2 separate regions of the Homo sapiens genome follow, and region 2 is linked to region 1. The links are chromatin contacts, found by Hi-C or POLR2A ChIA-PET in ENCODE. All regions are on one chromosome and are shown on one strand. The core of a region is the stretch at or near the end of the contact, and the rest is flanking DNA. Distances in the headings are between cores, read along the strand shown.

Region 1 (6,054 bases), core at 2,631-5,130:
GAGACAGAGCCTCGGCTCTGTCGCCCAGGCTGGAGTGCAGTGGCATGATTTCAGCTCACTGCAACCCCTGCCTCCCGGCTTCAAGCGATTCTCATGCCTGAGCCTCCCTCCCGAGTAGCTGGGATTATAGGTGTGCACCACCACACCCAGCTGGGTCTTGCTTTGTCGCCCATGCTGGAGTGCAGTGGTGCAATCTCGGCTCATTGCAACCTCCACCTCCCGGGTTCAAGCAATCCTCCCACCTCAGCCTCCCTAGTAGCTGGGATTACAGGCGTGTGTCATCACGTGCAGCTAATTTTTTTATTAGAGACGGCGTTTCACCATCTTGGCCAGGCTGGTCTCAAACTTCTGACCTCAGGTGATCCGCCCGCCTTGGCCTCACAAAGTGCTGGGATTACAGAAGTGAGCCACCACACCCAGCCATGTGTTTGAACTAATTCTGTCTCCTATCTTTTTAAGTGGTGAAAGGGAGGCTGGATTTGTCATTAGCTCAAGCATAAGGAAGTCAGGATTGCGAATAGCATTTCATGACCCTTCCATCTCCTTTCATATTCATTAACAGAGCTCACATTTAATAATAATTTTTAACAGTGTTTGCAAATGTTTGTGGCAGCTTTATTTGAAGTAGCCAAAAACCGGAAACAACTTCAACATCCCTCCACAGATGAATAAATAAACATTGTGATGTATTCATACAATACATACTCTTCAGTTATATTTTTTAAATGAACATTGATACGTACTATATAAGAATATCAAAATAATTATGCTAAGTGAAAGAAGCCAGAAAAAAAGTATATACTGTATGATTCCATTATATAAATCTAGAAAATGCAAACTCATCAATAGTGACAGCAGATCAGTGGTTGCTTGGAGTGTAGAGGATGGGGATGGCAAGAGGGCCGGATTATAAAGAGGAACAAGGAAACTTTGAGGAGTGATGGATGTGTTCACCGTCTTGATTGTGGTGATGGTTCATGGGTACATACCTAAATTAAAACCTAACAAATTGTACAGTTAAAATATGTGCACTTTATGCCAATTATACCTGAATAATGCTTTTTATAAAATTGTTGTATGAAGCTTAAAATCTGGTCTCCCAAGACCAATATTCTCCAGAAGGCTTCTCCTGACATAACAATTCTTCCTTCTTCTGACACCGTTGGTCCCCTGCTCTTTCCAAACCCTGTGTGCCTCGGAACAATGGCCCTGCAACCACCGCTTTCCTTCAGAGAGTGAGCCAGTCCTTGCCCTGTGCTTCCTTCTAGTCAGTGCAACCAAACTCTGATCTGGTCCTCCTTGACCCCTCTGATGCTCCCATGGCACCATTATTTTCTCCAATCTCCTAGCCTCTTGTAATACTTGTTGAATTTACATCTCCAGCCATCCTCCTTCCTATTTTTTCTCCTTTTGGAAGAAACGATGCAAAACCTTGTTTCCTTGTCACACAGTATTTCAAAATAGAGGTGTTATAATTGTATTTATTTTTTACTGTAGACCAAACATTACTATAAACATTTAGCTAGAATCACTAGTTTAGAGAAGATGAGATTTTGTAATAGGTTGGGAACTACTTGACATAAGAGACGAGAAAGGAAACAACATGGATTAGAGGCATAAAATAAGCCAAGGATAGTCCTAAATTCTGTTAAAAGTATCTCTCACTTACCTCATTCTTAGTCTTGAATATGGAGACTTCTGGCTTTCTATCTCCACTGGGCCCTGGAACTGTGGCAGCCAGAGCCTCACCTTCCAGGTAGGAGATTTAAAGAGTCTTTTGGAGAAATCTGACCAGCCCAAGAAAAAAAGACTTTTAGATAGTGACATACAGGATCCCAATAGACTCGTCAGCCAAGGCATTCTATACTGAATCCTACAGTAGATATTTCATTGCCTGCTCAATTTCCACTCACTATGTACATATTTTTAATCGAGACCATATTCCCCACCTACTTTATTACTGGAATTCACTTTGCTTGAAGGGAGATTAGGCAGACTTCAGTCACCATCATCATCTAGCATACCACATTTAAAACAAACCAACCTTGAATTTAACTGAAAGTTGCAAGTTTACTATGTGGATTAACGGGGTGCTACATACAGGTGAGGAACTTTGGCAGAGCGGCCAGTGTGTTTTTACAGACGTTCATCTTTAACAATTATCAAATTAGTTTAGACAGTGCTGGCTTTTATACTTAAGGAAATGAACAGACAACCTGGTCAAGTATCATTTTCTAGAAAAATAGTGGGGTTTTTTTTGTTTGTTTATTTTTTTGAGACGGAGTCTCGCTCTGCTGCCCAGGCTGGAGTGCAGTGGCGCGATCTTGGCTCACTGCGACCTCCGCCTCCTGGGTTCAGGCCATTCTCCTGCGGCAGCCTCCTGAGCAGCTGGGACTACAGGCGCCCGCCACTACGCCCGGCTAATTTTTTAAAAAAATATTTTTAGTAGAGATGGGGTTTCACCTTGTTAGGCAGGATGGTCTCCATCTCCTGACCTCATGATCCGCCCGCCTCGGCCTCCCAAAGTGCTGAGATTACAGGCGTGAGCCACTGCGCCCGGCCTGAAAAACAGTTTTTAATTACTTCTCAGTGGGAGGACATTTTAGGGCATCCGCTCTTCTCCAATCACAGTCAGGTCCGGCTTCCTTTGGTATCTGATGGCAATGGCTGAAATGAGCTGAGCTGAGTTCCTCTCCCTTCACATTCTGGAGTGGCTCTTTACTGAGTAAGAAAGTGAATTAACATTTATTTAGCTTCTTCCTTGGAGCTGGGTACCGGGTCAGCCTCTTTTCAGAGAGCTTTTGCTCTTGTGGTCAGAGTTACCCTGCAGTTTTCTCCTGGCTCTTACATGACATATCTCAGTACAGGTGTCAAGCCAATGGGACAAAGCCATAGTCCTGTTTTCCTTCCCTCCTTCCCTCCCTCCCTCCCTTCCTTCCTTCTTCCCTCCCTCCCTCCCTCTTTCCTATTGCCCAGGCTGGAGTGCAGTGGCACCATCTCAGCTCACTGAAACCTCCGCCTCCCGGGTTCAAGCAATTCCCCCGCCTCACCGTCCCGAGTAGCTGGGTTTACAGGGGTGCCCCACTACGTCCGGCTAATTTTTGTATTTTTAGTAGAGACGGGTTTCACCATATTGGCCAGGCTGGTCTCGAACTCCTGACCTCAGGTGATCCATCCGCTTCATCCTCCCAAAGTGCTGAGATTACAGGCGTGAGCTACCGCGCCCGCCCTCTAACTGTTTCTTTGGAGTGCTGCTAGGAAGATTCAAAGAAGTGCAAATAAGGTACCAGCGGAGGCTGGTTTGTCTCCTTGCAATTTCTTTGTGATCACCCCTGGGATCACTCTTCTACAGCGTTCCGACAGTGTTCCAAAAACTTCCCTGCACCAGCGGCAGGGGCAGATTTCCCACCCGGCCATGATTCATGTAGAGCAGTGTCAAAACCAGATCCTTTCCTTACACGCTCATTCGCCGAAAGACCCATGCTATGCTGACGGGGTTCCAACCTGGGCTTCACCGACTCCACGTCAGAGGGTCTGTGATTCCCTGAGAGGGTACCCTTAGGCTGAGAGCAAGGGCCCACCTGCACTCTGCGCGAAGGACTGTGGTTTTCATCGGGTTGTCGAGAGCGTTCTAACCCAAAATGCTTTAAGAATCACAACTCTAGCCCTTCTAATCAAACTGCTTTGGCCAAGACGTCCGTTTTGAGTTGCATTTGAACCCTAGCCCTCGGTGGGAGGCACACTCACTTCCACGTTCACAGTTCTTGGAAGCGGTCCCACTGGGGGCGGGGCTGAGCGCGACCGCGCCCTCAACTCCCCCTATTGCCCGCCCCGGGGTGGGGCATAACCACCCAACAGGCTCCTTACTCAAGCTCGGGTTCTTCTCCTAGGCGGAAGCCAGACCAGAGAGCGTGCGTGTTTTTCCCAGGGTGCCCCGCGCTGCTGTTATGGCCGCCTCCTTGAGGTAGTATCCGCACATGGAATTCTAGGGCCGCAGGTGTATTTACGGTAACTGTCGCCACTAGATTTCAGCGCCTTTGGACTCTCCTGTTTTCACTTTCTTTTGTTGACTCCCGTGTGGCCCTCGTGGGAGCCTGTTTTGGCTGCAGCGGTGTCTGGGGTGATGTGGACCCCGGAGCTGGCAATTCTGAGGGGATTCCCCACTGAGGCTGAGCGGCAGCAATGGAAACAGGAGGGGGTCGTCGGTTCAGGTGAGAGGCGCACCTACCGGGCCTTAGGCTATCGTGGGAACTGTGAGGAAAAGGGATGGCAGCGACTGATTCTCATCCCTCCCTTCATTTTTCCCTAACACAGTCTAGCTGATTCCTTGAGGCTTTGGGTCGTTTAGTCTTTGACATGGTGGGCGTGGTCCTCACTTTCTTTGCGCAAAACTTCTTACCGCCCAGGTTCAGTAATAATGACAATGGCAATGTCAGTTATTTTTCTAAGCCCTTAACATGTACTCAGTCATTTAATGCTTATAGTAGATACTTAAGGTAGATTCAATTTTTAATCCCATTTTGCGGTGAAGATCTGTAAATACAGTTGGGTTAAGTAATTTTATTTTATCTATTTATTTATTTATTTATTTATTTATTTATTTATTTATTGAGACGGAGTTTTGCTTTTTGCCCAGGCTGGAGTGCAATGGCGCGATCTCGGCTCGCTGCAACCTCCGCCTCCCGGGTTCAAGTGATTCTCCTGCCTCAGCCTCCAGGGTAGCTGGGATTACAGGCATGCGCCACCACGCCCGGCTAATTTTGTATTTTTAGTAGAGTCGAGGTTTCACCATGTTGGCCTAGCTGGTCTGGAACTCCTGACCTCAGATGATTCGCCTGCCTCAGCCTCCCAAAGTGCTGGGATTACAGGCCTGAGCCACCGCGCCCGGGTCTGGTTAAGTAATTTATTTAAGGTCACACTGTTGGTAAGCAGAGGAGCTAAAATGAGGCAGCAAAGTTGTTTTTTTGGGGGGATGGAGTCTCCCTCTTGTTGCTCTGGCTGGAGTGCACTGGTGCCATCTCGGCTCACTGCAACCTCCGCTTCCCCGGTTCAAGCGATTCTCCTGCTTCAGCCTCCAAAGTAGCTGGGACTACAGGCATGCACCACCATGCCCGGCTAATTTTGTGTTTTTAGTAGAGACGGCTTTCATCATGTTGGTCAGGCTGGTCTGGAACTCCTGACCTCAGGTGATCCACCCGCCTCGGCCTCCCAAAGTGCTGGGATTACAGCCATGAGCCACCATGCACGGCCTAGGCGGCAATGATTTATTTTTTTTATTTTTTTGAGACAGAGTCTCGCTCTGTCGCCTAGGCTGGAGTGCAGTGGCGCGATCTCGGCTCACTGCAAGCTCCACCTCCCGGGTTCACGCCATTCTCCTGCCTCAGCCTCCCGAGTAGCTGGGACTAAAGGCGCCTGCCACCACGACCAGCTAATTTTTTTTTTTGTATTTTTAGTAGAGACGGGGTTTCACCGTGTTAGCCAGGATGGTCTCGATCTCCTGACGTCGTGATCCACCCACCTCGGCCTCCCAAAGTGCTGGGATTACAGGCATGAGCCACCGCGCCCAGCCTAGGAGGCAAAGATTAATTCTTGTGAGCAATGAATATTTACCAGAGAGATAAAGAGTTAAAAGGCACATGCACTGGCACATCTGGTTGTGGGATTTAGGCTGGACCCAAAAGAGTAATAATGAACAGTGTAGTGTGTAAGTACTCTGTGTGTATGTGTGTGTGTGTGGGCACTTGTGTGACACAGTAGGTGCTTCCAGTGACAGGAAGTTTGAACTTTGGTGGCCTGGAAAACTTTCCTAGAAGAAGTTAGACTTGAGCTGATTTTGGATTAAAGGGTAAGACTAACAAGTGGAGAAGAGTTCAACAGGCGATATCACAAGTGCAAAGTGTGGAGGCAGGAATACGCATGGGACATTAGGGAAACAATGAGTAAACCAGCGCTCTTGGAGTGACTTTTCAAGAAGAGAAAATAATGGAGGTAGAAAGAACCAGATTGTGAAAAGTTTTAGAACCTTGACTAAGGAAACTTTTGTATTGTCAGTAG
Region 2 (6,094 bases), core at 2,424-4,923, 410 kb after region 1:
GGGCACAAGCAACCATTTTCCCCTGCCCCATTTATGAAGCTCTTTTCTCTCCCTCTCCATTCCTCTTTCATTCCTGTGGCTCCTATTTATCTCCTGGCTTAATGAAGCTATTTTGAAGGAGCTAAAAAAAATTCAGAAAAAACCATTTCCGTGTAGTGAGGCAGGCATTTCACACCTTAATTGCTTTAACGTCTTGAAAGGTGAAAGGTGACCTGTGAGTCTAAACAGTTGGAAAATTTAGTGTGCATATTTGAAATGCTTTACATAAAGTTGAAACACTTCACAGTCTCCTTGATTAATTTCTTTGTTGCCGTGCTGCTTTGTATTAATTTAATTTAGTGACTTTTATGTGAAAGTAAATATGTAAGTCAGTGGCATTATGTTTATTAGATTATTTTCCTTTAATATTTTAAGCAGACTAAATGCGGCTTCTGTCAAATGAGTCTTTAATAAATAAATTGCTGTCTGTGAAGTCTTAGTGGCTTTGAATGGTCTTATGAAGTGTGATCTTATCACCTTATGAAGCAATTTTGTGTTTCTTAGTTTTTTTTAGTGAGGTTGAACATTTTCCACATTTTTATAAGTCCTTCATATTTTTTATGTGGATAACTAACATCTTCACACCCTTTTCTGTTACATGTGCTTATAATTTTCTTTAATTTCTAAGAGCTCTTTTCATATTAAAGATTGTTTTTATCAAATATTTAAGAATTCTCCAAGGGAAGGTACTTTTATGCAAAAAATATTATTAGTACTCTGGTTTTTTTTATGCTCAAATTTGGAAGAAACGTCTTAAATTGGATTGTAAAAAATCCCCCCTTGTCCATGAGGACAAGAATACAATCTGTTACTCATTGACTGGGTAATTTATTTCAGAATTCTTTGGTCTTCTGAGAGGCTTATTGACTTACACAGACATAAATCGTAATATACTACTGAACCATCTATAACTTTCCAAGTTCTCTGTGCATTTCTAACTGGTTGCGTTATCTCTGGTTCACCATAGTGAAGATAGAATCTCAGTCCTCCTGGCCCCCAGAACACAGATTCTCAATAGTTGATTCATTCATTCCATCAGCAGATATTTACTGAGTGCCATCCACATACCAACTACTGTTCTAGGTACTCCAATTGGAGGGATCAGGCTAATGTGTCTGCAAAATACTGAATAACATAGCATAATACCTAATAAGCTGCTAAACTATGTGGTGCATAGTATAAATTCTAATGGCGAGTAAGGAAGGGGGAGATTGGCAGGGGCTGGAGGACTGGACTAAAGGAACATTGACCAGAGTTGGAAGGACTTGGAAAAGTGAAGGAGAGTCTGGCCTTTAAATAAATAACAGGTGGACGATAGGGTGGGAATGATTCTCCTGTTGGGGAATTGATCTCTTTGTGGGGATTGAAGAATAGCAGGAAATGAGATTGAGTGGGCAGGTCCAATTATGGAAAGCCTTGACAGTCAGACAGAGGAGCTCTGTGTAGGGCTCCGAGGAATATGAAGATGGCTCTGATAGTCACTGAAGAAGTGTCAGGCTCACCCTGGAAAGCCAGGTCAGGTGGGGTGCTAAGAGAGTGTGAGGGAAGGCCTGGGAGGCTGGCTGCTGGGCAGATGAGAGAGAGGGAGGCCTAGAGGAGCTGGCCCTGTGGAGTGTCTGTCTTGCACAGGGACTTGAGAGGAGAGGGATCTGATTCCCTTTAAAACAGGAAGGATTCAGACTGCCAGTCAAGAAAATAATTCCTTTGGATTCGGGTTAAGGAATTATGTGTAGTCTAATGTTGATCTCTCTCTCTACCTATGTTAAATGGAATGATATGTAATCTTATCCTCTTTAGGAACAGGAAAGTAGGGGATATCATTGAAGGCTTCCTGTTCCTTATTACACTCTATCCCTAGACTCAAATTCATCAACCCATAATCAAAACCAGATTTGATTTCCTTCTGTGTTGATCAAACTAACACATCATGCTCTGTAGAATAATCAAGGTCTTTTTTCCTGTTTCAAATGTTCAAGAGTTTTCTACCTTTATCTTTGTTGGCTTTATAGCTTTGCCATAACTACTTTTTGTTATCTCTACCCCTATCGATATCAACTTCCGTGTATCTTCTCTGTGTTTTTCTTGCTACACTAGGAGTGATCCACTCACCTATATTCCTCCTCCTTTAGGTGACAGAAGTCCTACATCTTGATTATCCTGTATTGGTGAACTGGAAAGGAACCTTGGGTAATCACACACAGATGTATAATAACCAACAGGTTGTTAGGCTCTAAATGTCTTCCTAGCTGGACTGCATTCTCATTAGTTATTATTTAAAATAATATAAAATAAGTAACAGTATGACACAAAAATTGCATATGTATTTGATACTATTAATAAAGCAGTTTTTGTTTCAGACTTATATTCATTTAATTTAGCTATTAAGGTCTAAAGTTGCTAGGAAAGTTTTTGTGATTTGCTTTGTGAAGTAGTGTAGTAACATGCTGCTTGATAAAAATAATGGTAATTGCCTTTCACAGAATCAGAAATGCTTTTCATACCTAGTGAGGAAATGCTATACTTCTTTTAAAAAACTTACATATCCATATCAGCTTTATGTTCAGATTAATTTAGGATGTTCATAAAAAACAAGGATTTGATCAAGCTCAGCTTTATGTTCAAATAATTTAGGATGTTCATGAAAAACAAGGATTTGATCAAGCTCCATTAGGAAGTCTTTGACAAGAAACCAAAAGAAATGATTGGGACTTTCAATTTCACATGTATTTGTTGAATATTTACTGTGTGCCAGGCAGTGTGCTAGCAGCCAAACTAAATAGTCTTTAGTTTCAATGAATAATTGATAACTGGAATGTTTCTTCCATCATTTCTAGTGTAAGTGGTTTTTTTTTTCATTTTTAGTAGAGAGCTATATTTTCATAGGACAAAACATGTAATACTGTCCCCTCTGTTGATATTAAGTCAGATATTTTATCTGTTCAGTCAAAGCCCAGTTCTGGTGTTAATGGGCCTGGATTTAATTAATTAAAGGATTAACTTACTGTATCATTACCTGTGTGCACCAGGCACCCTTCTGAATTGCAGACAGCATGTAGGAAGATCTAACTAAACTTTAACCTTACAAGTACAAACCACTTCTAGGTGTTCTCAGGTGTGAACAATCAGATGCAAGCGGGAAAGAGATCAGAAACACTGACAATAATAATGCATGAAATAATAGCTCCTGTAGAGTTTTAGAAGAAAGGGTTGAGCTGACTATGGTGGGGGAAAAAAGGGACTTTTTTTTTTTTTTAATGTGTGTGATGTTCTACAGAAACAGCAATCTGAAAGCTAACTGGCTGCAGCTGGATGGACTTTCTTTTGTATGGAGACGCTGCCTCTAGTGTTTAGGAAAAAATGCACACTAGAAAATAGTGCAACATTATGGTGCCATCTGTCTTGAAAATGAATTATTTTTTATTGTCTGCTTTATAGTAGTTCCCAGACAAAACTTGAAAAAACTTCAACTAGCTTTGGTGCTATTTTGCGTATGGACAGTTTCAGCAGGCAGAAGCCTTTAAAGTTGTATTTCAAAGCGCCTCAGGAGTTATCGATGTGATGTGATGAGACTGTTTGCCATATAAGCCTCTCAAGAGGCCACAGCCCTAACCCCCTCCCCGGCTCCCTGGGGGACAGGAGAGCAGATGGAGTCGTGTTTGCATCATTCACCGTCCTAATTGGGTTTGTGACTGGCTGTTAGGGCATCTTTCTCTCAGATGGCATTTTCTTCTTTAATTCAAAGTTTCACTTTCTCCTTAGCAGCGTTCTGGATTGTTTTTGAGGGAATGATGGCATGGATACGCAAATCTACAGAGTTAGAAGAAAGAGACGAGACTTGAAGGATTGTTGTTCTAAAAAAAAAAAAAAGGCTAAAATGCATTTATTTCTCAGACTTCTTTAGAATAAGTGCAAATGAAAAAGAATACTGAAAACATTTTCAGAACCCATGAAAACACTTGTCGGTATTAATATAATTAAGGTATTTAAGTTTAAATGTTTAAAGCTGATCTTTGAGGTGTTTTAGCTGGGCTTCTACTTGAAATTTTGTAGTGTGAATGTATATCAACTATTTATAAACTAGCTGAAGGGAGTTAAGCTATTAATGTTTGGATTTTAAAATCTATAAGGATCAGAAAATGGGTTTTGTATTCCATATCATCTAGAATGATGACAGGCCTGGAAGCATAGGACAGAGCTGGCACATTTTCAAAGGAATTCTTCCCTGGTCTGGATACTATAATGAGCACAACTGCATTTTGGTGGATTTATTATATACAGTACACAACATATATAACCATTTGGAAGTTGGGTTTGCTTTCTGGTTAGAGGTGCACTGGTTATAGCTGATTATGTATAGGGTTTGAAATAGCATCTGGTTAAAAATTTGAGGGGCTGACATTTCCTCTCAGAGACTGGTGAAAATGAATAAATACGCAATATGGAAATATCCATGCCAATCAATTAGTAGAAGGGTTTAAATAAAAAAAAAAGGATGCAATTTGAACATTTACGATTATGCCAGTGGGCAGCAGGTGGCAAGCTTTGCTTTTCAATGTTCTTCAGTTTTATTTTTATACCGCAGAATGCCAAAATTTGAAGAGGGGGGTTTAACTCCACTGGAATATGTCATTTCTTGGCAGTGCAACCTCGAACCACCTTCTTTGCTCATTGTGCATAATTGCCTTTCTTTGGATGCCGTAGCCGACCCTTGGTTCCCCTTGTTGCCGATGGATAGGAATTAATTCATATGAGCAATGTTCTATTCTCTTGTGATTTTAGCAACACGTTGCTAATGGAGAAAATAAATTAGAAACAAATGAGTTTCTTAAAGCAGTCCTTGTATGATTTATAAGAGATTTTCTTGTGTAGTTTTACTTAGTTCTAAATGACACATAAATTGCTTTTAATTTAAAAAATTCTAACTGGCTATATACCTTGATATGGAGATGAGAAGTAAGCAAAACTGCGTAGAGTTCCATGAAAGTGTTTTGAAAAATTAGAGAGGAAAAACACATTTTGAGACCAGAATAGAAGACCATTATCTTTTCATAGGCTAAACTGTGTAGTCAGGATTTGAATTTTAAATCCGGAAAAGAGAGCAAGCTTGAAATGGGAGTGATGGTGAGGTGGACACCAAATTATTTTATAGTCTACTGTATTTCTTCATACTTTCTAGATAAAAAATTCTTTTTGGGTTGTTTTATGCATTGTGAGAAATTCGGAAGAATGGAGAAGAATGCAAAAGCATATCAAATCACTGTAAACATTTAATAGTCTACAAATATTTAACACTTGCTGTGTACTCAATTTTTTGTAGGCCGTTTGTTAGAATTGAGTTCACATGGGGTATAATTCTACGTTCACGACTTGACATTCTCAACCTCAGTTCAGCATTTTTTCTTTTTAGAAAAGAGATCGTTCATAATGATTATAATTTACAACACACATATTTTAAAGGATAGTAATAAAAAAACCCAAACTGTTGTACCCACTACGTAGCTGAAGAAATAAAAACACTGTTGTCATTATCTTAGAGGCTCTTACGTGGTCCTTGTTAATTCCTTTATCCTTTTTTCCCAGAAAATAATTTATATCAGTTATTTCCTGCTTTTCTTTATAGTGTTACCACATTTTTAGGTATATCTGGATACTGTGCTGTTTAGTTTTTGACTTTTAAACAAATGTCATATTGTTTGTATTCTTCTGAGACTTGCTTTTCTTGCTCAAGGTGTTTTTGACATTCTTCTGTAACAGTGGCTCTCAAACTGGAGCATGAATCAGAATCGCCGGTGGAGGGCTTGCTAGATAAAATACGGCTTGTTGGGCCCCACCTCAGAGTTTCCGATTTGGTGGGTCTGGGGAGGGGTGGAGAATTTGGGTGGCTGACAAACTCGCAGGTGGTGCCAATGCTGAATGCTGCTGGAGGGGTCTGCACTTTGAGAACCACTGATTAAAGCTGGGGATTCTTTTACTTTTTACAGTAGCCCATTATGTCAGTATACTACAATTTATCATTTCTACTGATAATGAACACTGGGTTGTTTTTAGTGTTTTG

What was found. Hi-C counts contacts between places; a loop is a spot of excess contacts on that map. ChIA-PET counts read pairs that join two places held with the same protein, here RNA polymerase II (POLR2A). Pooled maps may share reads with other maps.
Region 2: a loop to region 1 is called in a map of mammary epithelial cell, with 7 times the contacts of the local background. The contact joins the enhancer-like site here to the promoter of TTC27 in region 1. A Hi-C loop is called at or near these places in 3 of 168 maps with a recorded cell type or tissue (ascending aorta, heart left ventricle and mammary epithelial cell) and 13 of 50 pooled maps. POLR2A ChIA-PET finds 5 or more read pairs at or near these places in 3 of 52 experiments (A673, HEK293 and WTC11).

Annotation. Positions count from the first base shown.
Region 1 is chr2:32,624,170-32,630,223 of GRCh38, forward strand. TTC27 (tetratricopeptide repeat domain 27) reads left to right here and starts at 3,881. Exons shown (of 20, transcript NM_017735.5): 1 at 3,881-4,211. The coding sequence starts at 4,124. It overlaps LOC124905985 (a long non-coding RNA gene), which reads right to left and starts at 2,609. Exons shown (of 3, transcript XR_007086273.1): 1 at 2,464-2,609; 2 at 1,670-1,787; 3 at 594-1,001. RefSeq lists enhancers at 3,081-3,742, 3,461-3,520, 3,743-4,402, 3,931-3,990 and a silencer at 4,241-4,370.
Region 2 is chr2:33,030,337-33,036,430 of GRCh38, forward strand. The region is part of intron 3 of LTBP1 (latent transforming growth factor beta binding protein 1); the gene reads left to right. Among named protein-coding and RNA genes, the nearest start is that of LTBP1, 86 kb to the left of the region's middle. Within about 2 kb of position 3,674, at least 5 of the 41 ENCODE cell types and tissues checked have a DNase peak (open chromatin) inside an H3K27ac peak, as active enhancers do; they include ascending aorta, where a contact is called at or near this core.